Linked DNA regions of Homo sapiens: region 2 is linked to region 1. The links are chromatin loops, found by intact Hi-C in ENCODE. Cell type or tissue: PC-3. All regions are shown on one strand. Each heading gives the region's core, and the rest is flanking DNA. Links, peaks and the distances in the headings are about the cores only.

What was found. A loop is a pair of places that touch in the nucleus more often than their neighbours do. Peaks named below come from ENCODE experiments on the same cell type or tissue, not always from the same donor. Only the 100,000 strongest peaks of a DNase experiment are listed, where the experiment ranks them.
Region 2: a loop joins it to region 1, with 9 times the contacts of the local background. A loop is called at or near these places in 2 of 110 quality-filtered maps.

What each region holds. Positions count from the first base shown.
Region 1 is chr3:51,364,313-51,380,926 of GRCh38, forward strand. It overlaps DOCK3 (dedicator of cytokinesis 3), which reads left to right. Exons shown (of 53, transcript NM_004947.5): 50 at 10,157-10,275; 51 at 11,436-11,523; 52 at 15,813-15,895. Among named protein-coding and RNA genes, the nearest start is that of MANF, 13 kb to the right of the region's middle. In PC-3, for the core only: a CTCF peak has its summit at 7,855 (motif pointing left); a DNase peak (open chromatin) is centred at 7,839; H3K27me3 peaks cover 948 bases.
Region 2 is chr3:50,796,652-50,813,265 of GRCh38, forward strand. All of the region lies in intron 2 of DOCK3 (dedicator of cytokinesis 3), which reads left to right. Among named protein-coding and RNA genes, the nearest start is that of MIR4787, 130 kb to the left of the region's middle. In PC-3, for the core only: no CTCF peak of the experiment used is centred there; a DNase peak (open chromatin) is centred at 10,420.

The sequences.
Region 1 (16,614 bases), core at 3,887-11,886:
TGCCCACTTTTTGATGGGGTTGTTTGATTTTTTTATTGTAAATTTGTTTAAGTTCTTTGTAGATTCTGGATACTAGCCTTTTGTCAGATGGGTAGATTGTAAAAATATTCTCCCATTCTGTAGGTTGCCTTTTCACTCTCATGGTAGTTTCTTTTGCTGTGCAGAAGCTCTTTAGTTTAGATCCCATTTGTCAATTTTGGCTTTTGTTGCCATTGCTTTTGGTGTTTTAGTCATGAAGTCCTTGCCCATGCCTATGTCCTGAATGGTATTGCCTAGGTTTTCTTCTGGGGTTTTTATGGTTTTAGGCTAACATTTAAGTCTTTAATCCATCTTAAATTAATTTTTGTATGAGGTGTAAGGAAGGGATCCAGTTTCAGCTTTCTACATATGGCTAGCCAGTTTTCCCAGCACCATTTATTAAATAGAGAATCTTTCCCCATTGCTTGTTTTTGTCAGGTTTGTCAAAGATCAGATGGTTGTAGATGTGTGGTATTATTTTTGAGGGTTCTATTCTGTTCCATTGGTCTATATATCTGTTTTGGTACCAGTACCATGCTGTTTTGGTTACTGTAGCCTTGTAGTATAGTTTGAAGCCAGATAGTATGATGCCTCCAGCTTTGTTCTTTTTGCTTAGGATTGTCTTGGCAATGCAGGCTCTTTTTTGGTTCCATATGAACTTTAAAGTAGTTTTTTCCAATTCTGTGAAGAAAGTTATTGGTAGCTTGATGGGGATGGCATTGAATCTATAAATTACCTTGGCAGTATGGCCATTTTCACGATACTGATTCTTCCTATCCATGAGCATGGAATGTTGGAACTTCCATTTGTTTGTGTCCTCTTTTATTTTGTTGAGCAGTGGTTTGTGGTTCTTCTTGAAGAGGTCCTTCACATCCCTTATTAGTTGGATTCCTAGGTATTTTATTCTCTTTGAAGCAATCGTGAATGGGAGTTCACTCCTGATTTGGCTCTATGTTTGTCTGTTATTGGTGTATAGGAATGCTTGTGATTTTTGCACATTGATTTTGTATCCTGAGACTTTGCTGAAGTTGCTTATTAGCTTAAGGAGCTTTTGGGCTGAGACAGTGGGGTTTTCTAAATATACAATCATGTCATCTGCAAACAGGGACAATTTGACTTCCTCTTTTCCTAATTGAATACCCTTTATTTCTTTCTCCTGCCTGATTGCCCTGGCCAGAACTTCCAACACTATGTTGAATAGGAGTGGTGAGAGAGGGCATCCCTGTCCTGTGCCAGTGTTCAAAGGGAATGCTTCCAGTTTTTGTCCATTCAGTATGATATTGGCTGTGGGTTTGTCATAAGTAGCTCTTATTATTTTGAGATATGTCCCATCAATACCTAGTTTATTGAGAGTTTTTAGCATGAAGGGCTGTTGAATTTTGTCAAAGGCCTTTTCTGCATCTATTGAGATAGTCATGTGGTTTTTGTCTTTGGTTCTGTTTATATGATGGATTACGTTTATTGATCTGCATATGTTGAACCAGCCTTGCATCCCAGGGATGAAGCTCCCTTGATTGTGGTGGATAAGCTTTTTGATGTGCTGCTGGATTCAGTTTGCCAGTATTTTATTGAGGATTTTTGCATTGATGTTCATCAGGGATATTGGTCTAAAATTCTCTTTTTTTGTTGTGTCTCTGCCAGCCTTTGTTATCAGGATGATGTTGGCCTCATAAAATGAATTAGGGAGGATTCCCTCTTTTTCTTTTGATTGGAATTGTTTCAGAAGGAATGGTACCAGCTCCTCTTTGTACCTCTGGTCGAATTCGGCTGTGAATCCATCTGGTCTTGGACTTTTTTTGGTTGGGAGGCTATTAATTATTGCCTCAATTTCAGAACCAGTTATTGGTCTATTGAGGGATTCAACTTCTTCCTGGTTTAGTCTTGGGAGGGTGTATGTGTCCAGGAATTTATCCATTTCTTCTAGATTTTCTAGTTTGTTTGCATAGAGGTGTTTATAGTATTCTCTGATGGTAGTTTGTATTTCTGTGGGATCGGTGGTGATATCCCCTTTATCATTTTTTATTGCATCTATTTGATTCTTCTCTCTTTTCTTCTTTATTAGTCTTGCTAGTGGTCTATCAATTTTGTTTATCTTTTCAAAAAAAACCAGCTCCTGGATTCATTTATTTTTGAAGGGTTTTTTGTATCTCTATCTCCTTCAGTTCTGCTCTGATCTTAGTTATTTCTTGCCTTCTGCTAGCTTTTGAATGTGTTTGCTCTTGCTTCTCTAGTTCTTTTAATTGTGATGTTAGGGTGTCAATTTTAGATCTTTCCTGCTTTCTCTTGTGGGTATTTAGTGCTATAAATTTCCTTCTACACACTGCTTTAAATGTGTCCCAGAGATTCTGGTATGTTGTGTCTTTGTTCTCATTGGTTTCAAAGAATATCTTTATTTCTGCCTTCATTTCGTTATGTACCCAGTAGTCATTCAGGAGCAGGTTGTTCAGTTTCCATGTAGTTGAGTGGTTTTGAGTGAGTTTCTTAATCCTGAGTTCTAGTTTGATTGCACTGTGGTCTGAGGCACCGTTTGTTATAATTTCTTTTCTTTTACATTTCCTGAGGAGTGCTTTACTTCCAATTATGTGGTCAATTTTGGAATAGGTGTGGTGTAGTGCTGAGAAGAATGTATATTCTGTTGATTTGGGGTGGAGAGTTCTGTAGATGTCTATTAGGTCCGTTTGGTGCAGAGCTGAGTTCAATTCCTGGATATTCTTGTTAACTTTCTGTCTCATTGATCTGTCTAGTATTAACAGTGGGCTGTTAAAGTCTCCCATTGTTATTGTGTGGGGGTCTAAGTCTATTTGTAGGTCTCTAAGGACTTGCTTTATGAATCTGGGTGCTCCTGTATTGGATGCATATATATTTAGGATAGTTAGCTCTTCTTGTTGAATTGATCCCTTTACCGTTATGTAATGGCCTTCTTTATCTCTTTTGATCTTTGTTGGTTTAAAGTCTGTTTTATCAGAGACGAGGATTGCAATCCCTGCTTTTTTTTTGTTTTCCATTTGCTTGGTAGATCTTCCTCCATCCCTTTCTTTTGAGCCTATGTGTGTTTCTGCATTTGAGATGGGTCTCCTGAATACAGCACACTGATGGGTCTTGACTCTTTATCCAATTTGCCAGTCTGTGTCTTTTAACTGGAGCAGTTAGCCCATTTACATTTAAGGTTAATATTGTTATGTGTGAATTTGATCCTGTCATTATGATGTTAGCTGGTTATTTTGCTCGTTAGTTGATGCAGTTTCTTTGTAGCGTTGATGGTGTTTACAATTTGGCATGTTTTTGCAGTGGCTGGTACCGGTTGTTCCTTTCCATGTTTAGTGCTTCCTTCAGGAGCTCTTGTAAGGTAGGCCTGGTGGTGACAAAATCTCTCAGCATTTGTTTGTCTGTAAAGGATTTTATTTCTCCTTCACTTATGAAGCTTAGTTTGGCTGGATATGAAATTCTGGGTTAAAAATTCTTTTCTTTAAGAATGTTGAATATTGGCCCCCACTCTCTTCTGGCTTGTAGAGTTTCTGCTGAGAGATCTGCTGTTAGTCTGATGGGCTTCCCTTTGTGGGTAACCTGACCTTTCTCTCTGGTGGCCCTCAACATTTTTTCCTTCGTTTCAACTTTGGTGAATCTGACAATTATGTGTCTTGGAGTTGCTCTTCTTGAGGAATATCTTTGTGGTGTTCTCTGTATTTCCTGAATTTGAATGTTGGCCTGCCTCGGTAGGTTGGGGAAGTTCTCCTGGATAATATCCTGAAGAGTGTTTTCCAATTTGGTTCCATTCTCCCCATCATGAATAGGAACACAACGAGTCTGCAGCTCCCAGTGTGACTGACACAGAAGACAGGTGATTTCTGCATTTCCAACTGAGGTACTGGGTTCATTTCACAGGGGCTTGTCAGACACTGGGTGCAGCCCACGGAGCAGGGCGGGGCATTGCCTCACCCAGGAAATGCAAGGGGTCGGGGAGTTACCTTTCCTAGCAAAGGGAAGCCGTGACAGATGGTACCTGGAAAATCGGGACACTCCCACCCTAATACTGCGCTTTTCCAGTGGCCTTAGCAAAGGGCTCACCAGGAGATTATATCCTGCGCCTGACTCAGGGGATCCCACACCCATGGAGCCTCTCTCACTGCTAGCACAGCAGTCTGAGATTGAACTGCAAGGAGGCAGTGAGGCTGTGGGAGGGGCATCCGCCATTGCTGAGGCTTGAGTAGGTAAACAAAGCGGCTGGGAAGCTCGAACTGGGTGGAGCCCACTGCAGCTCAAGGAGGGCTGCCTGCCTCTGTAGCCTCCACCTCTGGGGGCAGGGCATAGCTGAACAAAAGGCAGCAGAAACTTCTGCAGACTTAAACGTCCCTGTCTGACAGCTTTGAAGAGAGTAGTGGTTCTCCCAGCATGGAGTTTAAGATCTGAGAACGGACAGACTGCCTCCTCAAGTGGGTCCCTGAACCCTCAGGAGCCTAACTGGGAGGCACCTCCCAGTAGGGGGCGACTGACACCTCATATGGCAGGGTGCCCCTCTGAGACAAAGCTTCCAGAGTGAAGGATCAGAAAGCAACATTTGCTGTTCTGCAGCGTCCACTGTTGATACCCAGGCAAACAGGGTCTGGAGTGGACCTCCATCAAACTCCAACAGACCTGCAGCTGAGGGTCCTGACTGTTAGAAGGAAAACTAACAAACAGAAAGGACATGCACACAAAAACCCCATCTGTACGTCACCATTATCAAAGACCAAAGGTAGATAAAACCACAAAGATGGGGAGAAACCAAAGCAGAAAAGCTGAAAATTCTAAAAATCAGAGCACTTCTCCTCCAAAGGAACGCAGCTCCTCGCCAGCAATGGAACAAAGCTGGATGGAGAATGACTTTGACAAGTTGAGAGAAGAAGGCTTCAGATGATCGGTAATGACAAACTTATCCGAGCTAAAGGAGGATGTTTGAACCCATTGCAAAGAAGCTAAAAACCTTGAAAAAAGAGTAGATGAATGGCTAACTAGAATAAACAGTGTAGAGAAGTCCTTAAATGACCTGATGGAGCTGAAAACCATGGCATGAGAGTGACGTGATGCATGCACAAGCTTCAGTAGCCGATTCGATCAACTGGAAGAAAGGGTATCAGTGATTGAAGATCAAATGAATGAAAATGAAGCGAAAAGAGAAGTTTAGAGAAAAAAGAGTAAAAAGAAATGAACAAAGCCCCCAAGAAATATGGGACTATGTGAAAATCTACGTCTGATTGGTGTAATAGCACAAATGTATGACTTGGGAAGTCATTAAGAAAAGAAGCTCTCTAAAGCACACAAACCCATGAAGCCCACAGTAGGAGTGATGGAGAGAAGCCCACAGTAGGAGTGATGGAGAGAAGCCCACAGTAGGAGTGACTGCTGTATGGCACAGTGAAAAGATGCAGTGACCACCTGGGAAAAGCCTTGGCAGATTGTAGAGGGAAGTGGAGTAAGGTTGCAGCAGGCACAGTCAGACTTCACCTGAAGTATTCAGACCAAGCCCTCATTTCCAGGGCAAGGGAATTAAGGCCACCTAGCCAGTTCACAGCCAAGCTAAGTTTGGGGCACAGATCTTTACACTCACCAGCCCTCACTCTCATGCCCATTCCACTGCCCATATTGCCTCCCTAGCATGGACTCTGAGGTCAGAAAAGGGGAGCCAGCATTTGAAAGCAGACATTTCTAGTACTAAATAGGACAAATGAACCAAAAGATCGGTGCATGCTGAAGATTTGTCAGTATGTGAAAGCTGCAGACATAGAGAAGGAGCAGTGATATGTGTTATCAAGAAGGCACACTGAAAGACGGCCTTGGGAATAAAAAGAAAAGAAACCCTGAGCCATGAGTGCCACAGTCAAGGTTGGCATTTATAGTGTCTTCAGGTAAATAGTCCTGAATAGAGCTGCAGAAACAGTTTCTGTAATCCCTTCTGGTTTTGTTTTTTTCCCTAACCTAAAGCGTCTCTAAGATATGTTCTGACATATCTAAGACTTTATCTGGTATTCTTGCTGAGGACAGATCTCTGAATCATGATGATTGATAAACACAGAAGGCAACCAAGGATGGACATTTGAACTCAAATGCACTCTGACATTGGTCAGACACTTCCTCTAGGCTGTTCCAGATACTTAGTGTCCTGAAAAGAAGAAAGAGGAGGAATAAGCAGGCCCTGCTCTTGGGGACCTCACAGGCTGGCGGTTACCACCTTTTCCTTCCAGCCGTTGACTGATTTATTCACTTATCAAGCTTTTACTGAATGCTCAGTGAGGAACCTGCATGGCTCTTGCCACGGGGGCAGGTGGTGCACTATGTCAGTGCTGAATAGAGAGAAATTATCTTCTTGTCTGGAAATAACTCATTTTTACTTCAAATGGCTTGGTTATCTGTTGCTGCATAATAAGCCACCCCCAAAACTTCTTAAAACAATCTATTATCATCTCTTATTCTGTGGGTTTACAGGGCTCACTGAGCAATTCTCACTTGGTGTCAGATGTCACTGGCTGGAATCATCTAAAAGCTCAGGTGGGCTAGATATTCGAGATGGCTCACATACATGGCTGGCAATTGATGCTGGTGGTCAGCTTGGGGTGCGACTGGGGCTGTCAACTTGAGCTCCTACATATGACCTTTCCATGTGACTTAGGCTTCTCACAGCATGGCAGCTGATTTTCCCCAGAGAAAGCATTCCAAGAGACCCAGGAAGAAGCCTCAAGGCTCGTTTTTACCCAGCCTTGGATGTCCCAGGAAGTCCCCACGTTTCTAGTCTCCTCAAGTCACTAATGTCAACCCAGATACCAGAAAGAGGAATGAGATTACACCTCATGTTGTAAGGAATGGTGTGTGTGTTTTGGGACAGAAGGTGTTGATGGTCACCATTTTTGGAGATGAGCTGTCACAATGGCCAAACTCCAGAATATCACACAGAGGAAGGCTGAGAGAAGCCCCTTCCCTTTTGGGGGTAAACATTAAGTGCAAAAATAAACAAAATGGTTAAACAGAACTGGGCCCAAAGAGAACAGTGACAAGATCAGAGGCAGTAAGAAAGAAAGCAAGTCCCTTCTAGACCACAACTTCCATACCATCCATGTGCAGGCTCATCTGGAGAAAGGTGCAGGTCCTACATCTATCAAGCACAGTGTTAGGCCCTGGGAGACAAAATAGAAGGGTCTGTGTGACATGGCATCATAGAGAAAGACTGATACTTTCAAATGTATGTAATAGATGTTGTAGTAGATACACTCTGGGCAAAGAAGGGAGGAAACAGTCCACTCTGTTTGAAGTTTGTGTTTGGTATTACCAGGGAGGGGAAAGCTTTCGTAAAGGTGATCTTGAGGGAAGCCTTTGCATTGGGGTTACTTCCCCCACTCCCAAGAGTGGTCATGAGACCAGTGGTCTTCCTTGCCATACCCATGGACACTGCTGTGATTCCTGTTGCTTTGGAAATGTCTGAGAGGAATGGCCTGCAAGGCCCCTCACACGGATCAGGATATTGAGTATGCAGATGTGGGGTTTTCTTTATGAGCCAGGCTGTGAGCTCCATGAGGTGAGAGACCACGGACAACCTGAGCAAGACAGTATACAAGGTTCCAATCACATGCTTGGTGTGGAATGGGCATTAGATATGGGTTTGATGTTACTGAGTTGGTCTAAAGGTGCTGTGTGTTTTTCGGTGCATACTGAACAGAGAGTAGTCCTGTCTAGAGCTGTGGGCTGCAATGCTCAGGAAGCATTCTGAGAGTTTCTTGCTGGGAAAGCACTGTATCGGTCAATGAGAATAGGTGCTTTTTTCACCTAAACTCTTGTGAGTTGACAGCTCCCCCTGCTGATCAAAAGGCTGATTGGAGCTAGGAAACAGGGATTTTGAATAATCCTTAAGTAATTCGTTGACACTGGGGTTTACTAGACTACAACTCACATAATTCAGAAGTCCCATGAACACAGAAACCCTTGTGTTGTTCAAATGTTTTCATGAAAAGTAACCATCACCTTCTCCTACCATGGGATTGGCTGCCCAGGGCAGAGGGCAGGGGGAGGGAAGTGAAGTGGTAGAGTTAAAAATTTTAGTGGTGGCACAGAGCACCCCTTTGTGGCCACCATAGCCCAGAGAGACCACCATAACATGAGTCTGAATCTTCAGCAGAGCCCCTGAGCCCTGGCTACAGCCTTCAGGCTGCTATATCTCCATCCTAACCCCCTCACACGGATCAGGATATTGAGTATGCAGATGTGGGGTTTTCTTTATGAGCCAGGCTGTGAGCTCCACGAGGTGAGAGACCACGGACAACCTGAGCAAGACAGTATACCAGGTTCCAATCACATGCTTGGTGTGGAATGGGCATTAGATATGGGTTTGATGTTACTGAGTTGGTCTAAAGGTGCTGTGTGTTTTCCGGTGCATACTGAACAGAGAGTAGTCCTGTCTAGAGCTGTGGGCTGCAATGCTCAGGAAGCATTCTGAGAGTTTCTTGCTGGGAAAGCACTATATTGGTCAGTGAGAATAGGTGCTTTTTTCATTTCTCTTTACATAGCCATCTTCTTGAGGTTGCCTAAGAGTACAGGTTCTAAAAGAGAACATAGAAACCAGTAAAATCACAAAATAGCAATTCAGGTCGAGTTTTAAAAATCATATTTTAGTCATTCTCTTACAAGTGAAAGGACATTTTTTAATGACTGGGTCTTAAAGCCAGCCCTGAGGTTCTACAAACAGGATCACTCAGACCAACTGTGGAAAAAGTTACATTACTGGTATTTATTACGCTGACTTCTTCAAAGTATTTTAGCCTCATCTTCTTGGACTGAAATGAATACAAGAGGAATTTCTCAAGGACTCCTTTGGCAAGCTGGCTGAAGAAGACGTATTTTTAGCTGTGTCCTGACAGTGCTGGCACTGCACACTCAAAGGAAAGCCCCAGAGACCCTGAGTTCCAGAGACACAGAGCCTCTAGGAGCTGCAGATTGACCCCAGCTGCAGATTCAGCTGGAGCCCATGGGTTGGTCTAAACTACCCAACTTCACTCAGAGGACACCCCAGAGAGGGGTTTCAACCAATAGAGCCAGGCAGAGGCTTGAGATCCAGGTGATCCTCCTGTGAGGGCTCCGATTCCCCCAGTGGTTTCTCATGGATATGCTGGTATCTGGTACAATGAGCACATTTGGAGGGCCTTCCAAATTACCCATTCCCCCAGGAAAGCCAGCAAGTTACTCTTATTGCTTCTGTGGAAGATCTTCTTAAGGACCATGGGTTGACAAGTTCCTGGACCTACGGCTATGGTCTGAATCCATGGGGACAGAGTCACACCACATGTGGCATGGTGTGGCCTCCATAACAGTCCCTCAGACTAGGGGAAATCACTGCAGAGGCCTCACAGGAGTAGAACATGAATCAAGTCAACTAAAGAGCCTGAGTTAAAGCCCCATAATTTCCACATTAGTTCCATGAACCCTGAGTTCACGGAAGGGCAAGTGTCACAGAGCAAAACCCCGGAGAGCAACCTGTGTGCAGAGCCCTGGCCCCCAGCCAGCCTGGCTCTAGGGCTGCAGTAGGACTGGCAGGAAGGCAGAGGCCAGGTGCTGGGACCTAGAATCTGGAAGGGAGAAGCCTCTGAGAAAAGTCGGTAGGGAGCCAGGTGAGAACAGGGCCAGTGGTGTCAGGAGAAGGTAAGTGCGTAAAGACACAGTATGTCAAGTAATAACAGTGTGGCTATGTTATCTGAGTGTCTCTGTCTCTGTGTGAGTGTCTCCATTGCAAGCTGGCCTGTTCCCATGCCTGGACCCCAGGAGAGCCCAGCATACAGGCCACACCCATTTCCTGATAGTGCTTGATGCAGGGAGCCCCTAGCCACCCTGCTCCAGTTCTTAACTCTCCTCACCCTCTGCTTCTGAGCATGGTGGGGACTCTGTCAGCGGATCTGCATCTCACCAGCCTGCTGTATGTCAGCCTTGGCTGGGACATGAGGTGCAGCCACTGCCACCATCTAACAACCAGACTCTGCTTCATTCCTCCTGTGCTTGCTGAGTTCATCCTCACCCTAACTGTAAGGGACACCTACCCTGGTTCCCTAGTCCTGAGGATGCTTGACTGCTGGACCCTCCATCTGTGGCTTGTCATCTGTGCTTGATTGTTCTCACTTGGTTACAGGCTCTCCCTCTCTGCCAGATAAGTACCGCCATGCCCGTGAAATGATGTTGTTGCTGCCCACATACCGGGACCGCCCAAGCAGTGCCATGTATCCAGCAGCCATCCTGGAGAACGGACAGGTAATAGACCCACCACACTGACTGTCCTCTGCTGCAAGTGTGTTAGCCTGTGCTTCCCTCCTTGCATTTGCGGGGCCTTCTGCATTGTCCTACATGGCTCTCTCATTCCGCTGTAAGATCCCGCAAAAGGCCGCTGGGCTTCTGGATGTGGAGTGCAGTGAACCTGAGGACCAGCAATCCAGACAGAGTGTAGGCGTGAGTAGAATGGTGGCAGGAACCACCATTGGAACCAGCATTGCTCATGTAGCTATCTGTCCTTCCCGCCAGATCCTGGACTCGTCATCCCTAAACAGTCTAGCAAAGGTAATTGGTTCTTTGCAGCCTGTTCTGAGAAGGCAGTGGTGGACACATTGGTCTGGAAGATGTTCTTCCTCCCTATTTGTGGGGCATCCTCACTGGAACAAACTCTGCCTCTTTTATTCATCCATCCAACTGAAGTCCCTCACTACCTGCTGGGGCTGTTCTACATGCCATTTGCACAGCTCTCCAAATGCTCTGCCTGGGGACCTTGAACAAGAAGCTGTAGGGATTAACTCCCTCCCTTGGGCAGTCTGTCCCTGCCCTTCTATCAGGGTCCATAAAAGTCACCTCTCAGTGACCATTACCTAGCCTCAGAATGCCAGGAGTTTCTTAGTGGTACCTCCCTGTGCCTGATTGGCTCTGCCAGGTAGAGGGATGAGATCTGCTTGGCAGCTGCCCATTAAAACAGCAAGTCCTGTCTGTGACTCTAGGCTTGATACTGTCCTTTCCTCTGCCTTCAGTGCTAGCATGGGCCTGTGCAGGGCCTCTCCAGGAGGCTAAACCTGTCAGTGCTCATGGGGAAGTGGGGATCTCTCTAGCCAGACAAAAGGATGCAAACAGATGCTCCCAGGTAGCTATGTTCTGTTTCTTGGGCCCTACATAAGACAGCTGGGTCCTAGCCAGATACTGGAGGATGGTATTGCAAATATTGTGTATAGAAGCACTGAGAACCAGACACCCTGGACAGTCTTTCCTAGGGCTGGCCTGGGGGTCTCAGTATATCTCAAGTGTGAGCTGTGCCACTGCTTTGTTTTCCCCGTCTGATCTTGTAGTGTCCTGTCTCTCGTCGCCCACAACACTGCCTCCCAAGATATAATTGGTTGTTTTCACTCTCTGTAATGTTTATCTCCTTCCTTCAGCCGCCGAATTTCCAGCGAGCCCTGTTCCAGCAAGTGGTCGGAGCCTGCAAACCCTGCAGTGATCCCAATCTGTCTGTGGCTGAAAAAGGTATTGTTGCCCAGGTGGCCTTCCCCCCATGTCTGTCCCCATCCTGAGTGTCTGACTCTTGTCCCTGAGTACCAGCTGGCCAGGGCTAAGCCATACTTCAACACTCAGGTCTGTCCGTCTGTCCAGAATTCTGACCAGTTCTTGTGCTCACTATTTAACCCATGTCTGACTTGATGCTAAGGTTTATATCCTGTATCCCTCCTTCCTCAGGGCCTACCCTCAGAGGTCCCAACTGCCTCCTGCCCTGAGCCCACCTTTATGGAAACTTGGGCTTCTGTGTGCAAACTGTAGAAAACTACTTCCCTAGACTCCTCCCAGCCACCCCCAGAATTCAGCAGGCCTTGTGGCCCCTTTGGTCCCTCTCAGCTTGGGCCCTCAGGGATCTTTCCTTGGAGCTCAGAACAGGCCGTGGCCAAACAAGCCCCAAGAGGAAGGGGAAAGACATGCTATTTCCCAAAGACAGGCTTCTCCAAGTGAAGCCCAGGGTGCCCCAAAGGAGTCCGGTCCTTCTGTAGCCACTCTGGCCAGCAGCTGCTGTGAATCCATCTTTTATTGCAAGGCCACCAACCATACTGTGAGACTGAGCAATCCTCCTTAGACCTGTGGCTGTTTAGAGAGTGGGCATTTTACCCTGTGTTCTGCTTCTGCAAGCCGATGGAAGAAGCAGACTCAGACCTCAGACACGGAGATCTGAGTTAATTTTAACAGAGAGTAATACTAAGTGCTGAGCCTTCCTGCCACCCAGAACCTGGCCTCATATCCGCCCCTCTCCTCACAGGTTCTCTGCCTAGCTGCTCCATCTATTGGAGTTTAGGGCACACTCAGTTCCCACCAATACAACCTGTCATCCCCTATTCCATCAGAACATGTCCCTCCAAAGCTGTCATCATCACGTTATCATCGTATCTGTTCATCGAGTGCTATGTGCTGTCCCCACTGTTATGCTCCGCCTTTGCTCATCATGGAGGACATACCTCTGTGTCCTCTTTAAAGAGACAAAACACTGATGGGCACTGAAGCTGGGTGCCCCACCACAAAGGGCCTGGAGACTGGCTGAAGATGCCTTCATAGCTTCAAGGTCGTATATCCCGAAAACATGCAGCTTCTTGGACTTCTGCACCTGTGACCCAAAACAGAGTGCCCTTTTCGCCTGGAGGGCCAGAATCCACAGTGGCATTTCTTCAGCTGAGATGCAGAGCAACGTCAGAAGTAGCCAAGAGTCTAGACAGGCTTAGAGCTCAAACAGGTGCTGGTGGCCAGACCAGGACCCTACCCCAACCAGACACATTAGCGCTTCAGGCCTCAGGCCAAGGCCAGACTACGACTACATCAAGGAGCTGGACATGCCCACCCCTAGGTGTGGAAGGAAAGGAGGGTTGTCTCAGAACAGAGGCTGAGCCCAGAGCAAGCATATCCGTACCACAAGGCCAGCATTTAGAAGGCAGCTAATCAGACATTTGCCCAGTGGCAACACACAGGCCAGAGCGTAGCTCCCTAAGTCTCTACCTGGATCCTCCAGGGCAGGAACTATACATACTTGTCATCATTCTCTTGTCTGTCAGGGTTCTGAGTCCCATGAGGACTACATCTCTCACTTACAGGTATCTCTTTTTGCCGTGCAGTGACTCCCAGATCAGGTGAGCCTGCCTTCAGGACCATGGGCTATGCACTGGCGGCCTCAGGCCAGTGCTGGACAGTTGTTAATGGTGAGGGAGGGAGGCGACAGGATACAGTTGGGATCACCCTTCTTTTCCTAGGATAAGTCATTCTGTATTAGCCTTCCCTCTAGCCCCAGTGCATTTATGCTACATGGCAAAGGTCTACTGGCCCCACTGCTCACAGACATCAGGCTGCAGGGCAAACTTGATGGCTTCTGGTTTATATGGAGTCACTCAGGCAGGCACCCTTTTGTAAACCATTAAAGCCCTGTAAGCCTTCTTCTCCCATAGCCTTCCTGCCCTAGAGCTCCTTTGAGCCCTTGTGGGTGAACATCTGCACCCCATAATTCTTCCAGGGCTAGGTGTGCATCTGAGATCCTGGGCTGTCAGAACCCCTTTAGGGAAGCCGCCCAGACCCATTTCTAAGCTTCCTATTCCCTGATATTTCTTTGGTGGCTTTTTATGGAGAAGGTGATTTTTTTGGCAGAGAGGGGAAGGTACAGGGAGCCTCAACACCAAGAAGCTCATGCTGCATCTTGTAGGGAGCATGGGTGAGTGGGCCTGTTCTTGGGATGGCTCAGGCTCTCTAAGGAGGCTATTTGGTGAAATCCACCTGATGCTCATCAGATGCAGAATTCTTTCCTCCTTTCAGGCAACAGCTAAGTGTCTTGCCTGCAACTCAATCACTGGCACACCCCTCCTTCCTGCCGCCAGCTATCAACCATACCAGGAGACGGGGCAATTCTCAGAACTGAGGCTGTTTAGACAGTGGAGTTTTACCCTGCGTTCTGCTGCAAGCTCACGCCAGTTCCTGCGCAATGAGGAAGAAGAGGATGATGGATGTCACAGTCTTATCCCTGGACAGCTGAGGGGGCCCAGCCCCTCTGGCCACATCCTTTTCAAAGGACAGACTCTAGCTCCTTCCCTTCCAAAGCCTGTCAGCTCCCATTAGGCCCTGAAATTCCCATCTCTGTGTCTAGGCCAGGAAGAAACCAAACCTCAGCCACCTCAGGCTCAATGTAGCTACCACGGCCTTAGAACAAATCCAGTGACAGCACCTGGATTGTGAGCCGCTTCTCTGCTGCTAATAGCCCAAAGGGGAGAGTTGCCTGGCTCCAACAGAGAAAGGACATATTTCTTTTTGCTGGTATTTGTTCTCTAGGAGGAGCTGGCCAAAAGAATTCACATGTCCACTGCTGCTTCTGCAGAGTGGCACCCTCAGACCCCAAGGTCCAGCCATCATTCCTCTCTCCTCCTGAAAAGTCTGTCATCCCAACTGTGGCTGAGGGGACAGTATTCTGGCAGTGGACTCCTTCTTTAACACAGAAGGGCACTCTGTGCTTCCCTTTTTCCTGGGCCCACTGCACCCCTGCATCCATGGCATGTGGGTGCTAGGAACTGGGGTTCTGTAGACGCCAAAGGGTACTCATCGGCTCCACAGCCCTCCCTCCTCCTGTTAGGAAGCAGTGGGTCCAGCTGGATCTGGGCTGCAGTTTCTTCCAACAGGTACCTGTCCTTGCTCCCTGCTTTTCCCACTGAGCCTGGGCAGTAGGAGAGCTGACTCTAGACTTTGGCAAGGAGCTCTATGTCCTGTGCTCTCTCTATATTCTCTCATTCTCATCTCTACTCTTCTGTCCTGTTTTCTCTTCTCCTCCTGGCAGATCCCAGAGGCTGCAGGCGTTCACTCCTTGCTGCACATTCAGCTATCTCATCCTGAATACTCTTTAGACATAAACTCACTCTGTTGCCCTCCTCTTAAGCAGCTTCAATCCCTGGCCACTCTCCCCTGTGGACCACAGTGCCTTGCTTGGCCAGCGTTTTTAGTTCCAGGTGCTGGCATGCCCCACATGTGTGCTGGATACGTGGTGCACACTGGAGAAGCCACAAGCTGTACTTCTCCCAGAGGGTGGCTCAAGAAGTAACCTCCCTTCATGCCATCTGTTTCCACCCTTCAGCTGTGCCAGCAGCCCCCAGCAGCTGGAGTCTGGATAGCGGAGCCCAAGAGGCCCAGCCCTTCCTGTCTGCCCATATGGGGCGCATCCTGGCCCCCCCAGTGCCTCCCCGAAGCCTGCTGCATGGTAAGAAGACCTCCAGCGGGTCCCCCGATAGTCCCTGGTCTCAGACTCTGCTCAAGGGCCACAGCAACAGCCATCTAAGCTGAGAAGATGGGCCATTCTCTGGGCCGACTCAGCCAAAGCCAAAACACCCCCACCACAGGAAGGATCCTGCTGGGCTTTGGGGTCAGTGAGGTTTCCGAGTACAGCAGGTTAGCTCAGGAAGGCCATCCCAACCAGAAGGCTGAAGACAATGGAATTGACTGTGCCAGGCACACTTCTCACCAGACTGTCTCATCGCCTAGCAGTGGGCTAGAGCTGCCGCTGCCTGAGGCCTGTTCCACAGACTCTGAAGCACTCAACTTCTCTGACTTCCTGTGTGGAGTGAGTTTCTTTTACCCCAGCAGCCTGTGTTTTGGAGAAGGCCAGTGTAAAGAGAGGTTTATCCATAGCCCTCAATGCTGAGGGGTCCCCAGGGGACTCTTCTCATGCCTGCCCAGTTGGCCCAGCAAGATGGTGCTGGCATGAAGTCTGTGCAGGGCCCCCAGCTGAGGCTCTGGTTCTGTTCCCTTTGCAGGTCATTACTCCCTACACTTTGACGCCTTCCACCACCCTCTGGGTGATACCCCCCCAGCCCTCCCTGCCCGGACCCTGCGCAAGGTAATGTACTGAAGCGGCAGCCCCACCAGGCTGTGAGATGAGTCATCTCGTCTGCTCTAGAACCACCCTTGGGGTCTACAGGAGGAACTGGAGCCCTCCCCTTCACCTCTCTCCCCAGCCTGGCAGAAGCTGGGGGTGGCCAGAGCCACACTTGAGCTGCAGGTGCACATTTGTGTCCTGCAGCAAATGTGATGGGGGCAGGGAGATCAGAGGGTCCTGGAGACAACAACACACAGTACCAAGAGTGTGTGGGCAGTGAGCACTGGGAAACCTGGGGGCTCTCAGCCAGCACCAAGGTATCAACACACTGTAGTTCGCTAGCTAAACAAATGTTCCTGTGGTGGATCAGAGAGCATTTCAAACTAGAATTCAGTAAAAGCAAGAACTTTATGAAAAACTCAGGAGAGTAAAATTTCCTACCTGTTAGCTTGTCTGCAAATTGGAAAAGACTGAGTCTATCACAGATTTTAGCAGCAGAATACATTCCTCTGGTCCACGGCCCACCAGGGTTCTTTCTGCCCCTCCTCAACAGGCCTGATGACCCAGCCTTTATGTCAGTATCCCAGAGCCACCGACGGCAGCCTGGGACCTGGGACCAGGGGGCACCAATGCCCAGCAGCCAGGGCAGGGCAATTTTTTGGCCACAGAAATGCAGATGATTCTGGAGTTCCACTGGCTTAGGGGTGGTGGGAGGAGCTGGGAGCTTGCTGCTGAAGAAA
Region 2 (16,614 bases), core at 5,714-13,713, 570 kb before region 1:
TATGAAAGAAGGCACTCTGACTTTTTGAGTTGTCAGAGTTATTGCACTGATTCTTTTTATCTTTGTGGGCTGATGTTTTTTCAGTCTTTGAAGTTGCTGACCTTTAGATTTTTTTTTTTTACTTTTATCCTAGTTGATGACCTTGAGGGTTTTGATTGCGGTATAAGGTGAATTCAGCCGACTGGCTTAGTTTGCAGAAGATTTTAGGGGGCTAATGCTCACTCACAACTTCTGGGCTGCATGCTCTAACTCTGGGTGACTTTTGTTGTATCCTGACTTTGCTCTCTGACTCCTTGAGGTTAGGAATCCACTGTGCTGGTGGGGGTGGGGGCTGAGGTGCTCCTGGAACACAGGTCACTTACACTCCAATTGGAGTGCATTTTGTAGTGTGGTGGCAGCAGGATCCATGTTTGTTTGCATGTGCTGCCAGCAGCAGCATTGACAACATGGCAGAGTGCACACTGCTGCATCAGGGTGCTAGTGAATGCCGAGGTTCTTGCCTTTGTGCAGGCATTCACCACAGTGGAAGAGGCGGTATGGCTGGGGGGAGGTTGGGGGCTTCTGCTGGTGACTGTGCAAATGGTTGTGCTGGTGGTGGTGTGAGGATGGAGGTGGGGCGCTGTCAGGCGCAGGCCTGTGTGTTATGGGGTAGTCACTCAGAAAGTGGGAGAGTCCGCTCTTCTCTAGGTCTAGTTTCACTCCTGTGGCAGCGTTGGTGCAAGGGCAGGGCATTGGAAGGGATGGGTCTGCCTTGCTTTGTGCCCTGCAAGGCTCTGACTGCACTGGTGGTTCAGCTGTGTCTGGTTGGTCATCTTGTCCTCTCTGTTGTCCCGGACAGCAGATGAGACCTAAGGCGCAGCACCTTTCCAGCTAAATGTCAGCACTGCAGAGGCTTCTCTGCTTCTGTGTTCTGGAAGAGCCACTTGTAGTATTTTTGAGGCACCTCCGTACTGTTCTCCATAGTGGTATACTAGTTTACATCTCCAGCACAGCATATAAGGGTTCTGTTTTCTCTGCATCCTTGCCAGCATTTGTTACTTTTGTCTTTTTGATGATAGCCATTTTAACTGGGGGTGAGATGATACCTCATTGTTGGTTTTGTTTGCAATTCTGTGATGATTAATGATGTTGAGCATTTTTTCATACATTTATTGGCCATTTATATGTCTTTTTTGAGAATGTTCAGATTATTTGCCCATTTTCAATTTTAATTGTTTCAACCTTTAATATGAACATTAATCGTATTTTCAAATCTAATGACGAATTACAGATAGAGAATTTATGAAAATTATGGGGCACAGCAGTCAGAGAATTAGGCAAAGAATACAAAAAACTGTAACACATATGTAACTCTTCTTGTAATGATGAACAGAGAAAGAATAGCTCATTTTGTATTCTGACCACAGTATAAATAAATGCAAAAATATACGGCAGTTAAGCGATAGCTGTTAGGTAGAAAGTATTGATCACAGGTGGAATCTGTTACATGCGAGGGGGGAAATATATCAAGAGATTTAGTTAACAATGCTGGAAAAACCATGCCAGGCAACCAGATCTTGAGGCAAGAGTCATACTTCACAGAGAAAAAGAGCAAAATGTAGAGAAAAACCAGGTCTCGCTATGGAATGGTCTGTAGTCTTTTAACCACAGTGCCATAGAAGGAACTTGACCAAGCACTGCCCATGATCTGCAGAGTTATGTGCATAATACTCAGTTTTCCTGCTAGGGATACCCCAGTTCATGACAATGACAAGAGAATGAGAAAGGCCACCTACAAATGAAATGAGATCATCCCACCTGCAATGGCAGATATGGTCTTATTAGTGCCATCTCTCAGAAAGAACAGTGTCCTGGGGGAAGCAGATCAGATATTAGGTCAAGCCTGTGTTCTTACAGGAGCTCATTTGCCCATTTTGTAATTGGATTTTTTTTTTTTATTTTGCTTTTGAGATGTTTGAGTTTCTTGTATATTTTGGTTATTAAGTCTCCTGTCAGATGAGTGGTTTCAGAATATTTTCTCCCATTCTGTAGGTTGTCTTTTCACTTTATTATTTCCTTTGCTGTGCAGAGCTTTTTCATTTTATATAATCCAGTTTGTTTATTTTTGCTTGTGTTGCTTTGAGGTCTTATTTATAAAATCTTTGTGTAGACCAATGTCCTGAAGCATTTCTCCTGTTTACTTATAGTAGTTTTATAGTTTTGGGTTTTACATTTAGGTTTTTGATTTACTTTCAGTTGATTTTTGTATAGAGTGAGAGGTAGAAGTCTAGTTTCATTGTTCTGCATATGGATATCCAGTTTTTTCAGCATAATTTATTGAAAAAATGGTCCTTTTGCCAATGAATGTTCTTGGTACTTTTATCAAAAACTAATTGGCTATAGATATGTGCATTAATTTCTGGGTTGTCTATACTGTTTTAGTGGTCTGTGTGTCTGTTTTTATGCCAGTATCATGCTGTTTTGGTTACTATTGCTTTGTAGTATGTTTTGAGGTGTAGTAGTATGAGCTTTGCTCTTTTTGCCCAAGATTGCTTTGAGTATTTGGGATCTTTTCTGGTTCCATGCCAATTTTAGGATATTCCCCCTTATTTCTGTTAAGAATGTCATTGGTATTTTGTTAGGGATTGCATCGAATCTGTAGATTGCTTAGGGTAGTATGGCCATTTCAACAATATTAATTTTTCTGATTCATGAACTTGGCCTTTCTTTCCATTTCTTTGGGTCCTCTTCGATTTCTTTTATCAGTGTTTTGTAGTTTTCCTTGTAGAGATCTTTCACCTCCTTGGTTAGATTTATTCTTAGGTATTTTTTTTTGTAGCAATTGTAAATAGGATTGCCTTCTTCATTTTTTTGGCTCCTCCATTGTTCCTGTATAGAAGTGATACTGATTTTTGTTCATTAATTTTATATCATGCAAGTTTACTGAATTAGTTTATCAGTTCTAAGAGTATTTTGGTAGAGTCTTTAGGTTTTTGTATATATAAGATCATGTCATCTGCAAACAGGGACAGTTTGGCTTTCTGCTTTCCAGTTTTGATGCCTCTTATTTATTTTTCTTGCCTGATTGCTCTGGCTAGGACATCTAGTGCTATGTTGAATAAGAGTGGAGATCCTTGTCTTGTTCCAGTTCTTAGAGGAAAAGCTTTCAGTTTTTTCCCCATTCCAGAAGATGCTAGCTGTGGGTTTGTTATATATGGCCTTTGTATATTGAGATGCTTTTTTTCTACACATAATTTATTAAGTGTTTTCATCATGAAGGGATGTTGAATTTCATTAAGAGCTTTCTCTGAGTCTACTGAGGTGTTACGGTTTTTGTCCTTCATTTTATTGATATGATGTATGATGTTTGTTTATTTGCATGTGTTGAATTATTCTTATATTCCTGGGATTTATCCCACTTGGTTATGGTTATCTTTTTGATATGTTGTTGGCTTTGGTTTGCTAGTATTTTGTCGAGGACTTTTGTGTCTGTGTTCATCAGGGATATTGGCATGTAGTTTTCTTTTCTGATTGTGTCTTTATGTGGTTTTGCTATCAAGGTAATGCTGGACTTGTAGAATGAATTAGTGAGAATTCCCTGCTTCAACATTTTGAAGTAGTTTGAGAAGACTTGGTATTAATTCTTCTTTAAAAGAATGATAGAATTCTTTGGTGAAGCCATTATTTTTGGACTTTTCTTTGTTGAAAGACCTTTTATTACTGAGTTGTCTCATTACTTGTTATTATTGTTATTGGTTCAGATTTTCTTTCTTCTTAGTTTACTTTTGGTATGTTGTAGGTGTCCAGGAATTTATCTGTTCTAGGTTTTTAAATTTATTGACATATTTCATAGTAATCACCAATGAGCCTTTGTATTTCCATGGCTCCTGTTGTGCTGTCTCATTTTTCACTTCTGATTTTATTTGGATCTTCTCTTTTTTCTTAGTCTAGCTAATGGTTTACCAATTTTATTTATTTTCAAAAAAAACAACTTTTAGTTTTGTTGATCTTTTGTTTTTAGTCTCAATTTTGTTTATTTCTGTTCTGGTCATTATTATTTCTTTACTTCTGCTAACTTTTTGTTTTGGTTTCTTCTTGCTTTTCTAGTTCCTTGAGGTGCACCATTAGGTTATATGAAATCTTTCTAGTTTTTTTAATTTCAGCATATATTTCCCTGAAGTTTCCTCTTAATACTGCTTTTGCTGTGTTCCCTAGCTTTTGGGATCTTACGATTCTATTTTCATTTCAAGAAATTTTGAAATTCATTCTTAATTTCTTCTTCCATCCATTGGTCATTCAGGAGCATGTTGTTTAGTTTCCATGCATTTATATAGTTTCAGATGTTCCTTTTCTTATTGATATCTAGTTTTATTCCATTTTGGTCTGAGAAGATACTTGGTATGATTTTGATCTTGTTATAAATAAAGTTTCAGTGTCGTAAAAGAAATAGTGCTTGAATATAAAATTTTCTGTTTTTTTTCTTCTCAGCAAGGCAATTTACTTCTATAGAAGGGTGCACCCTCACAGATGGAGCAATGGTGAGCACACACCTGGACAAGGGAGGGGAAGGGGTTCTGATTCCTGACACATGTGGCCCCTGCTGCTTGTTATTCCTCCTATTAGCTAGGGTTAGGCCGCACAGGCTAAACTAATTCTGATTGGCTAATTTAAAGAGAGTGACCTGGTGAGTGGTTTGGCAGGAAAAATGGTTATGGCAGAGCAGGTAATTGGAATGAGTTAGGGTGCAGCAGGTAATTGGAATGAGTCAGGGTGGAGCAGATAATTGGAATGAGTCAGGGTGGAGCAGGTAATTGGAAGGAGTCAGGGTGGAGCAGGTGATTGAAAAAGGTTGCTTTATGAGGAAGTTAAGTTTAAAAGTAGAAGGCAAAGAATTGAACATACTGACATATTGATACTTTGAAGAGAAATTTAGAACTCATATCTAACAATCTTAAAGTTTTTTTTGAGACTTGTTTTGTGTCCTAACATATAGTTAATCCTGGAGAATGTTCAATGGGCTGATGAGGAGAATGTGTATTCTATAGCTGTTGGGTGAAATGTTCTACAAATATCTGTTACATCCATTTGGTCTGTGGTGCAGTTTAAATCTGATGTCCCATTGTTGGTTTTCTGTCAAGATGATCTGTCCATTGCTGAGAGTGGAGTGTTGAAGTCCACAGCTATTATTGTATTTGGATCTATTTCTTCATTTGGGTCTAATAGTATTTGTTTTATATGTCTGGGTGTTCTGATGTTGGGTGCATATATATTTATAATTGTTATATTCTCTTGCTAACTTGATTGCTTTATTACTGTGTTGCCTTGTCTCTTTTTACAGCTTTTAACTACAGGTCTTTTTCGTCCAATATAAGTATAGCTATTCATGCTCACTTTTGGTTTTCTTTTGCATGGAATATCTTTTTTATTCCTTCAGTTACAGTTTTTGTGTGTCTTTATAGGTGAGGTGAGTTGCTTGTAGGCAGTATATCATAGGGTCTTTCTTTTTTATCCATTCAACCTATCTATGTCTTCTAAATGTATATTTAATCCATTTATATTCAAGATTATTATTGATAGGGATTTACTCCTATTATTTTACTGTTTTCTGATTGTTTTGTATATTCTTTGTTTCTTACTTCCTCCCATTATTTTTACAGTTGAGTGGTGTTTTACATTGATAAGGTTTTATTTGTTTTTCTCTCTTGTTTGTGTATGAGTCCTACCAATGAGTTTTATTGTTCCGTATGTTTTATCGATGGTGGTTATCATCTTTTTTACTTCCAGATATAAGACTCTCTTGAGTATTTCTTGCAAGATCAGTTTAGTGGTGATGAGTTTTCTTAGTTTTTCTTGTCTGTGAAAGATTTTATTTATTCTTCATTTTTAATGTGTAGGTTTGCTGGGTATAATATTCCTCATTGCCATTTTTAATTTTTATTTTTTCTTTCAGTACTTTGAATATATCATCCCACTCTCTATTGGCCTGTAAGTTTTCTCCTGAGAAATTTACTGTTAGTCTAGTGGAGTTTCCTTTGTATGTGACTTGACACTTCTCTCTTGCTGCTTTTAAAATTATTTCTTTGTCTTTGACTTTTGAAAATTTGATATATAATATATGTCTCTCAGTGAGGACCTGTTTGGGTTGAATCTGTTGGGGTTCTTTGAGCTTCCTGGTTCTGGATGTCCATATCTCTCCCAATGCTTAGGGGAATTTTCTTCTATTATTTCATTAAACATGTTTTCCCCACCTTTCCCTTCTCTTCTCCTTCTGGAACATCTGTAATACTTTATTCACATGATGGTGTTTCATAAATCCTGCAGGCTTTCTTCATTTTTATAATTTAGTTTTTGTCTGCCTATGTTATTTCAAAAGACCTGTCTTGAAGTACAGAAATTCTTTTTTTTTTAAGATTTTATGTATTTATGTATTTATTTATTTATTTATTTATTTATTTTAGTATTTATTGATCATTCTTGGGTGTTTCTCGGAGACGGGGATTTGGCAGGGTCGTAGGACAATAGTGGAGGGAAGGTCAGCAGATAAACATGTGAACAAGGGTCTCTGGTTTTCCTAGGCAGAGGACCCTGCAGCCTTCTGCAGTGTTTGTGTCCCTGGGTACTTGAGATTAGGGAGTGGTGATGACTCTTAACGAGCATGCTGCCTTCAAGCATCTGTTTAACAAAGCACATCTTGGACCGCCCTTAATCCATTTAAACCTGAGTGGACACAGCACATGTTTCAGAGAGCACGGGGTTGGGGGTAAGGCCATAGATTAACAGCATCCCAAGGCAGAAGAATTTTTCTTAGTACAGAACAAAATGGAGTCTCCCATGTCTACTTCTTTCTACACAGACACAGCAACAATCTGATTTCTCTTTCCTTTCCCCACACTTCCCCCCCTTCCACTCAACAAAACTGCCATCGTCATCATGGCCTGTTCTCAATGAGCTGCTGGGTACACCTCCCAGACGGGGTGGCGGCCGGGCAGAGGGGCCCCCCACCTCCCAGACAGCGTGGCTGGGCAGAGGTGCCCCCCACCTCCCAGATGGGGCGGCTACCAGGCGGGGGCTGCCCCCCACCTCCCTCCCAGATGGGGCGGCTGGCCGGGCGGGGGCTGCCCCCCACCTCCCTCCTGGACAGGGCGGCTGGCTGGGCGGGGGCTGCCCCCCACCTCCCTCCTGGAAGGGGCAGCTGGCCGGGTTGGGGCTGCCCCCCACCTCCATCCTGGACGGGGCGGCTGGCCGGGCGGGGGCTGTCCCCCACCTCCTGGAGGGGGCGGCTGCCGGGTGGAGACGCTCCTCACTTCCCAGATGGGGCGGCTGCCGGGCAGAGGGGCTCCTCACTTCTCAGACAGGGCGGCCGGGCAGAGACACTCCTCACCTCCCAGACGGGGTGGTGGTCGGGCAGAGACACTCCTTAGTTCCCAGACGGGGTCGCGGCCGGGCAGAGGCGCTCCTTACATCTCAGACGGGGCGGCGGGGCAGAGGCGCTCCCCACATCTCAGATGATGGGGGGCGGGGTAGAGGCACTCCCCACATCTCAGATGATGGGCGGCCGGGCAGAGACGCTCCTCACTTCCTAGATAGGATGGCGGCCGGGAAGAGGCGCTCCTCACTTCCCAGACTGGGCGGCCAGGCAGAGGGGCTCCTCACATCCCAGACGATGGGTGGCCAGGCAGAGACGCTCCTCGCTTCCCAGACGGGGTGGCGGCTGGGCAGAGGCTGCAATCTCGGCACTTTGGGAGGCCAAGGCAGGCGGCTGGGAGGTGGAGGTTGTAGCGAGCCGAGATCACGTCACTGCACTCCAGCCTGGGCAACATTGAGCACTGAGTGAGCAAGACTCCGTCTGCAATCCCGGTACCTTGGGAGGCTGAGGCTGGCGGATCACTCACGTTTAGGAGCTGGAGACCAGCCCGGCTAACACGGCGAAACCCCATCTCCACCAAAAATATACGAAAACCAGTCAGGCGTGGCGGCTGGCGCCTGCAATCCCAGGCACTCGGCAGGCTGAAGCAGGAGAATCAGGCAGGGAGGTTGTAGTGAGCCAAGATGGCGGCACTATAGTCCAGCCTCCGCTTGGCATCAGAGGGAGACCGTGGAGAGAGAGGGAGAGAGAGACCGTGGGGAGAGGGAGAGGGGGAGGGGGAGGGGAGAAATTCTTTCTTCTGCTTAGTCTAGTCTGTTCTAGAAGCTCTTGATTTTATTTTTTTAGTCATTGAATTCTTCAGCTGTAGGATTTTTGTTTGGCTTATCTATCTTTTTTGAATTTCTTATTCAAATCATGCGTTGATTTCCCCAATTTTGTTGAATCATCTGTCTTCTCTTGTATGGCACTGAGTTTCCTTAAGATTAACATTTAATTCTTTTTCTGGCATTTCACATATTTTCTTATGATTGAGATCTGTTACTGGATAATCGTTTTTCTTTGTAGGTGACGTGTTTTCTTGCTTTTTCTTGGTTGATATGTCCCTATATTGATTTGTATCCATCTAGTGGAAAAGTCGCCTCTTCCAATTTTATGGTGTAGGTTTCTTAGGGAAATTCTTATTTGCATGAGTCTTGGGGTGTTGGTTTGGTGGAGTGTGTTGACCTAGTTTCCATGTAGTTTTTTCAGCTGTAACCCATAGTAGTGGAATTTGCATGTTTCTGAGTGGCCTAGGCTGAGAGAGTTTGTGGTGATGATGGTACAGGTTTTCCAGGGGTGGGCTTGCTGGGGCTGTTTCTCTGGGTGGGGACATGTGTGTGCACACAGTAGATCAGCCAACTTGGGGTATGGTCAGCTGGGGTTGGGGCCATGAGCCATTCCTCTGGCTTTGAACATAGGTATACAGTTGCTTGGCTGGTCGGTGGACATACCTTCCAGGAATGGCTTGTGGGGCTGTTTCTTAGGCCCAGGATGCAGGCACACCGCTGCTTAGCTGACCTGGGGACATGTCTGCCAGGGTCGGCCTGCAGGGCCATTTCTCAGGCTCTGGATGTGGACACAAGACTTCTTGACTGACCTGTGGGCTTGTCTATCAGGTGCAGCCCACAGGGCCTGTTTCTCCAGCTTAGGATACAAGGCTACTCATCTGATCTGGATTTTGCCCACCATGGACAGCCCATGGAGCTATTTCTTTGGCCTCGTATGTGGGTGAGTGGCTGCTCAGCTTTCCTGGGTGCATGTCTGCTGGAGGTGGTTTACTGGGTTTCTCTGGCTTATGTTGTGGATGTGCACCTGCTTGGCTGGCCTGGGTCTGGGTCTGTCATTGGCAACCTGTAGGGCTGTTTCTGAGGCCTGGTATGTGCAAGGCTGCTTGCCTGGCCTGGGGGAATATGTCAGGAGCTGGGGGGCAGACTTAGAGCTGTTTCTCAAGCCTGTGACATGGCTGCAGCTGCTCAGCTGGCCTGGGGGTGCTTCTGTAGAGGGTGGCCCACAGGGCTGTTTCATAGACCTGAGATGCAGACACAGGATTGCTTAGTTGGCCTGGGAGCATGCCTGCTAGAAGTGGCCCATAGGGCTGTTTCTTGAGGCTGGGATGTGGAAATACAACTGCCCAGCAGGCCTGGGGGTGTGGTGTGTCTGCCAGGGGTGGCTCATGAGGCTGTTTCTCAGGTCTGGGATGCAGGTGTAAGGCTGCTCAGTCAGCTCAGGGGTGTGCTTACTGGGTGTGGCTTGCAGGGCTATTTTCACATCCAAGAGTTGAGCTCTTTGCTGCCTGGCTGACCTGGGGGCACACCTGTGAGGGCGGCCTGTGGGACTTTTCTCAAGTCCTTATTGGGAGCATAGGACCTTTGGGTAGGCCAGGGGCATGTCTGTGTTGGGTGGGAATGCTGTGGCCATGTAGCCAGGCCACTGGCCCCAGGGAATATTGGCTCCTTGTAGGCTCAGGGACCTCTTCTGCTTGGGGGAGGGTGGGTAAGGACATGGCTGGCTCTCAAGGGCATGTTCACCCTGGGTGGGAATGGAAGACTGTTCTTCTGGCTGAAAGTGTAGCAGCGGGGGTTGGTTTCCCTGCTGTGCAGGACTGGAGTCACAGGCAATCTTGAGCCCAAGCTTTGTGCATCTGGGGTTATGGCATTTAGCCATCTGTGGGTGCTTGGCATAATGAAGATGGAGCCCCATTGGTGGAGAAGTGCAGTGGCTACTGTACCCAAGAGGAGGGAGCATTCCAGAGGTGGCTCTAGTCTCAAGATGGTGTCTTGCTGCAATAGCTTGGCTCACAAGGGGTGGGTTAGCACACGTTGTGTTCCCAACCTGGAGCAGTGCAGTTGCATGAATTTCTGGTGGCTTTCCAAACTGGACTCAGGGGGTGTAAGGACTGTAGGCCTTTGCAGTGGTGGTAGGGGATGGTGGGGATCTTCTGCTTACTTTTCCCTTACAATGGGAAGTCCCTCCTGTCTCTGGGCCCCAGTCTGATCTGGTTTGGCGAGACGGTGCTGCAGAGGTCAGATGCCTTTACACTGCATTCTTCGGAATCCAGTCACCACAGATGCATCTCCACTCCTCTGTGGCATTCCACTTTTCTTTCTTCAACACTTCAGTCAAATCTTAGCTATTTATTTTTTACCTTTGTTGGTTCTTGTGGAGGAGACAAGCACCAGGTGTTTCTAGTCAGCCATCTTGCTCTGCCACGCTCTTTTTTTTTTTTTTTTTTTTTTTGGAGACAGGATCTTGTTCTGTCACCCAGGCCAGAGTGCAGTGGTACAATTATAGCTCACTGCAACTTTGAACTCCTGGGCTCAATCTTTTAACAACCAGCTATCCCAGGAACTAACAGAGTGAGAACTCACTCACCTTCCCTCTCCTGAAGGGCGTTAATCTCTTCATAAGAGAACAGCCCTCATGACCCAGACACCTCCCATTGTGGCCCACTTCCAACATCGGGGATCAAATTTCAGCATGATGTGTGGGAGTACAAATATTCAAACTACAGCACCTGCTATCACCACATCTGTTGAACATAGTATTATAAGTACTAGCTAGTATATACAGTAAGGTAGGAAACATACAGAATGGAAAGGAAAAGTTGAAATAATCATATGTATTTGATATGATTTTATGTGTAAAATGTGCAGTAGAATCTGTAGAAAATATTGAGAATAACTAAGGGAATTTGATGGCTACAGTGTCAGTATTGTGTTGATTGATCGATAGATACAAAGTCTTGCTCTGTTGCCCAGGCCGGAGTGCAGTGACACAATCACAGCTCACTGTAGCCTTGGCCTTCTCGTGTTCAAGCAATCCTTTCACCTCAGCCTCCTGAGTAACTGGGACTACAGGTGTGCACCACCATGTCTAGGTAATTTTTAATTACTTTTATAGAGATAGGATTTCGCCATGTTGCCCAGGCTGGTCTCAAGCAGTCCTCCCACCTCAGTCTCCCAGAGTGCTGGGATTACAAGCATGAGCCACTGCACCTAGTCATAATGTCAGTATTTTAAAAACACATTTTTTCTCTATGTTTGCAAAGAAGAATTAGAAAATGAATAAAACAATGCTATTTATAGTAGTATCAAATGTATCAAATGCTAAGGAATGAAATCTAATAAAAATACAAGACATTCATGTTGAAAACTATAAAAATCTTGATAAAAATTAAGATCTAAACAAATGGAAAGATTTACTATGTTTATGAATTGAAAGACTATCATAAAGATGCCAGTTCTCTCCAAGTTAATCTAATGATTTAATGCAATCCTGATAAAAATCCAGCAGGCTTTTTTTGGGTATGGAAATTGAACAGCTGATTATGACATTCATATGAAAATGCAAAAGGTTACAAAGAATATGATAATCTTGAAGATTATCTCAACTAGAGGACTTATGGTACCAGATATCAAGATTTATTATACATTAAGACTGTGATTTGGGGTAAAAGACTACTGAAACAGAATAGAGGGGCCAGAAATAGACCCTGGAGAGCCACACCTATGGGCTAACTCTGGCTCACTCATGTGTTTCCAAAAGTTTCTTTGCCAATCAGCAGGTTGTTACTAGAAACCAGCTCCAACCCAAGTGCTCTGGGAAGTTGTGCCATCACCAGCAGGCTCCATGTTCTTGTGGAAGCCATTCTCTTTCCCACAGATTCTGGATCTTACCCTTGAAGGGAAAGGGGTTCTTTTAAGTTCTTAGTTTCTTGCTTGTCCACTCCGTGGAGATATATCATCCACTGATGTATGAGAGAAGTGACATTGTAGTGCAGTGGAGAAATGATGCTCTTTACAATAAGTGATGCTATGCCAATTGAAATTGAAAATGATGGCCTATCCAGTAAATGATACTGGACCAATACCGAAAGCAATGAATATTGATTCCTGCCTCACAGAATATACTCCAAACTCAATTCCAAGTAGATGGTAGAACTGAATGTGAAATGTAAAAATAATTCACCTTGAAGAAAGCATAGGAAACTATTCTTGACATTGGTGTATACAAAGATCTTTTATAAAGATACAAAAAGCACTAACTATAAAGGAAAAGATTGGTAAGTTATACTTTATTAGAATGAAAATTTTCTTGTTCAAAAGATCGTTAAGTAGAGGGAAAAAGAAGTCACGATGAGTTATTTTACGAAAGGCTTGTATTCAGAGCATGTAAAGAATGATTACAAGTCAAAAATTAAAAGATAATCTAATAGAAGAGCAGGCAAAAGGCTTGAGTAGGCTCCTCAAAAAACACATATCCTAGTGGCTCAAAAACATATGGAAAGGTGCTTAATCTCAGTCATCAGGGAAATGCACGTTTAAACTGTAGTGAGCTACCACCAGATGGCCACTAGAATGTCTAAGAATTAAAACACGATACCAAGTGCTAGTGAGAATGTCGATCGGTTGTTACTCCCAGACATTACTGATGGTGGGGAAAATGTTATTAGCACTTTGGAATACTCTTTGGCACTATATACTATAGCTGAATATACACATACCTTATAATTTAACAATTCTACTCATAAATATGAACCCAACAGCAAAATACCTATAAAAATGTTAGTATCAGCTTTGTTCATAATAGTCTCAAACTGGAAAAAATGAAAATGTTCATCAGCAGTAGAATGGGCAAATATGTGGTATATTCATACAACTGAATGTGATATAGAAAGGAAAATGAGTTAGTTATTGCTACATACAATACGATGACCCATCACAGACATATTATTGAAAAAAGAAGCCAGATATGAGAATTAGTGTTATTATGATTTTGTGTACAAAAAGGACAGAATCAGGCAAAACTGAATCAGGTGATATTTGTCAGAGTAGTGGTTATTGGCTGGGATCTCAGCACTTTGGGAGGTCGAGGCAGGAGAATCACTTGAGGCCAGGAGTTTGAGAACAACCTGGGTAACATAGCGAGATCTTGTCTCTACAAAAAATTTAAAAATTAGCATGGTGGTGTGTGCCTGTAGTCTTAGCTACTCAGGTGGGTAAGGTGAGAGGATTGCTTGAGCCCAGGAGTTCCAGGCTGCAGTGAGCTATGATTGTGCCACTACACTTTAGCGTGGGCGACAGAGGGAGAACCTGTCTCAAAAAAATCTTTTTAAGGGTGTGTGTGTTGATGACTGGAGGAGGTACAAGTGGGTTTTAGGATGCTGCTACTGTTTTTATTTATCTAAGTGGTGGGCAGACAGGTATGTATACTCTTTAAAAATTTATTTAGCTGGCGGGGTGCGGTGGCTTATGCCTGTAATCCTAGCACTTTGGGAGACCGAGGCGGGCGGATCACTTGAGGTCAGGAGTTTGAGACCAGCCTGGCCAACATGGTGAAACCCTGTCTCTACTAAAAACACAAAAATTAGCTGGGCGTTGTGATGGGCACCTGTAATCCCGGCTACTTGGGAGGCTAGGGCAGGAGAATCACTTAAAACCTGGGTTGCAGTGAGCCGGTATTGCACCACTGCACTCCAGCCTGGGCAACAGAGCGACACTCCGTCTGAAAAAAATTTTTTTTTAAATTTAGCCGTACACTAATGATTTGCACACTTACGGATGTTACATATTAATAAAAAGTTTATTTAAAAAAGTAAAACAACTTTGTAAAAAAGTTGATAAAAGTATAAAACTAAACAATATGGAAGAATCTGAAAAATATATTAAATAAAAGAGCCCAAATAGAATTTTACAGTCCATATTGATTCCATTTATATGAAGTTCAAGAATAAGTAACACTACAAATCTGTGGTGATAGAAACCAGAACAGTAGTTGCTTACTGGAAAGGATTGACTGGAAAGAAGTATGAGGAAACTTTCAGGGTGATTAAAAAGTTCTATATCTGGATGAAATATGGGTTTCATGGTTATTACATTTGTCAAAGCTCATTGTACTGTATGTTCATGATCTGTATTTTTTACTATATGTAAATTATGCATCAGTGAACTGGATGAAAGGTTTAAAAATAAAAAATCTAGTCACAGATAAAAACATTTTTGCAGTGATACAACAAAGATAAGCAATCAGAATATAAAAGATCTCTTACAAACCAAGAAGAATAAATAATAGGTGAGGACCAGGTATGGTGGCTCATGCTTGTAATCCTCAGTGGAGGCTGAGGTAGGAGGATCACTTGAGGCCAGGAGTTCAAGACCAGCCTAATCAACAAGTGAGAGACCCTGTCTCTATAAAAAAGAGAAGAGAGAAAAGAAAAAAATTAGGTGGGTGTGGTGGTGCATGCCTGTAGTTCTGGCTACTCAGGAGGCTGAGGCAGGAGGATCACTTGAGCCCAGGAGGTCAGGGCTGCAGTGAGCTATGATTGTACCACTGCACTCCAGCCTGTGTGACAGAATGAGAACCTGTTAGGAAGGAAAGAAGGAAGGGAAGGAGGGAGGGAGAGAATAAAAGAAAAAAGAAAAGAAAGAAAAAGAGTCATTCATGGAATAGCAAGTTAAAATCAGAATGATAAATGATTTTATACATATCAGTTTGAGAAAACTGAAATGTCTCACATATTCAGATATTGGCACAGATATGTTTCCATTGGAATGCTTACATGCTGGTTGCATCTTGTGAAGTTAGATGTGCATATCCTATGACCTAGCCATTTAATTCTTAAGTATATACCTTAGAGAAATGTTTTTCAAGCTGTCTTCATCAAATCATTAGGGGGTTATTACAGTTATATTTAGTGGCTCACTTATCTGCATGAATAAAAAAGAATAGAATAAGAAATATCTAAATATATTGTTATAACAGTTATGATCCAATCAAGAGAGAGAAATCACACTAATTGGAATAGAGAATATTTAATATAAATAATTGTTAACTAGTAAAAAAGTAGTTAACTGCTAAAAGGGCTAAAATAAGACTCAAAGGGATAGCAAATGCAGAAATCAACTGCTACCTGTAGGGCTGAGAGAGGGTGGACAAGCAAGAAACTAAGAACTTAACTCCTATCCCTTCTAGCCTAAGATTCAGAATTTATGGGAAAGAGCATGGATGCCATAGGAACGTGTAGCCTGCTGGTGGCGGTGAAACTTGCCAGAGGGCATGCGTTGGAGCTGGTCTATAGGAGCAACCTGTTGGATGGTAGAAAAACTTGTGGAAAGGCATGAATGAGTCGAGCAGATTCATAGGTGTGGCTCTCCAGGTGGTAGAGAAACTTGCCAGAGAATAAGGGCCATAGCTAGTCTGTGAAGGTGGCTAAGATAAGCACTACTGGGCCTCCAACGTGCAAGTCCACTGAGTAGAGTGCTCACAATAAAACAATAGCACACCAGATCCCTTCAGCACCCTCTCTTAAAGCCCAACTCCCATGAGCTGGCAAAAGAAAGATGTTTATAGGGTTGTATTAGTCTCTTTTCAAGAGAAGCGTTTTGTGTGTGTGTACTCTGGAATATTTGTTTCTATGGAAAACCCAGACTAATACATCTATATATAAAAATAAAAGATATTATGGAGACTGAGAAGTCCCAAGATGTGCAGTCAGCAAGCTATAGACCCAGGAGAGCTTGCGGTATAAGTTCCAGTCCAAGCCCAAAGGGCAGAAGACCAGTGTTCCAGCTCAAAGAGAATCAGGCAGGCAGAGCAAATTCTCTCTTACTCTGCCTTTTTGTTCTATTCAGGCTTTCAAAAGATCAGATGTGGGCCACTCACAATGGGGCGGGCCGTCTGCTTTATTCAGTCTACTGATTCCAGTGTTAATCTCATCCAGAAACACCCTCACAGACACATCCAGAATAGTGTTTAATCAAATATCTGGGCATCCTGTGGCCCCAGTCAAGTTGACACATAATAGTAACCATCACAGGCCCCAACTCAGGTATTACTAACCAGGGCAAAGAAAGGTGAGTTTAGTTTTGAGGGGCAATAAATTGGTAACTGGCGCAATTGCATGTAGCATCATTAAGTGTTTTTTCTTCATGAGATTTGTTTCAATTTTATGTGTATGGGGTTATGATCTAAAGCATATTTCTAAGTCTGAGCCATGGTAAGAAAAAAATATACAAAAGCCATTGATCTGGAGAAACTTCTACACATGTACACATGAAGACATCCACAGAATTGTTTGTAGTAGCAAAAAATTGGTAATGTCTTAAATGTCTACCAACAAGACATAGTTGGAGAACTACAGATGCTCCTTGACTTAACAATGGAGTTATGTCCCAGTAAACTCATGATAAATTGAAAATATCATTAAGTAAAAAGTGCATTTAAGTGTTGTG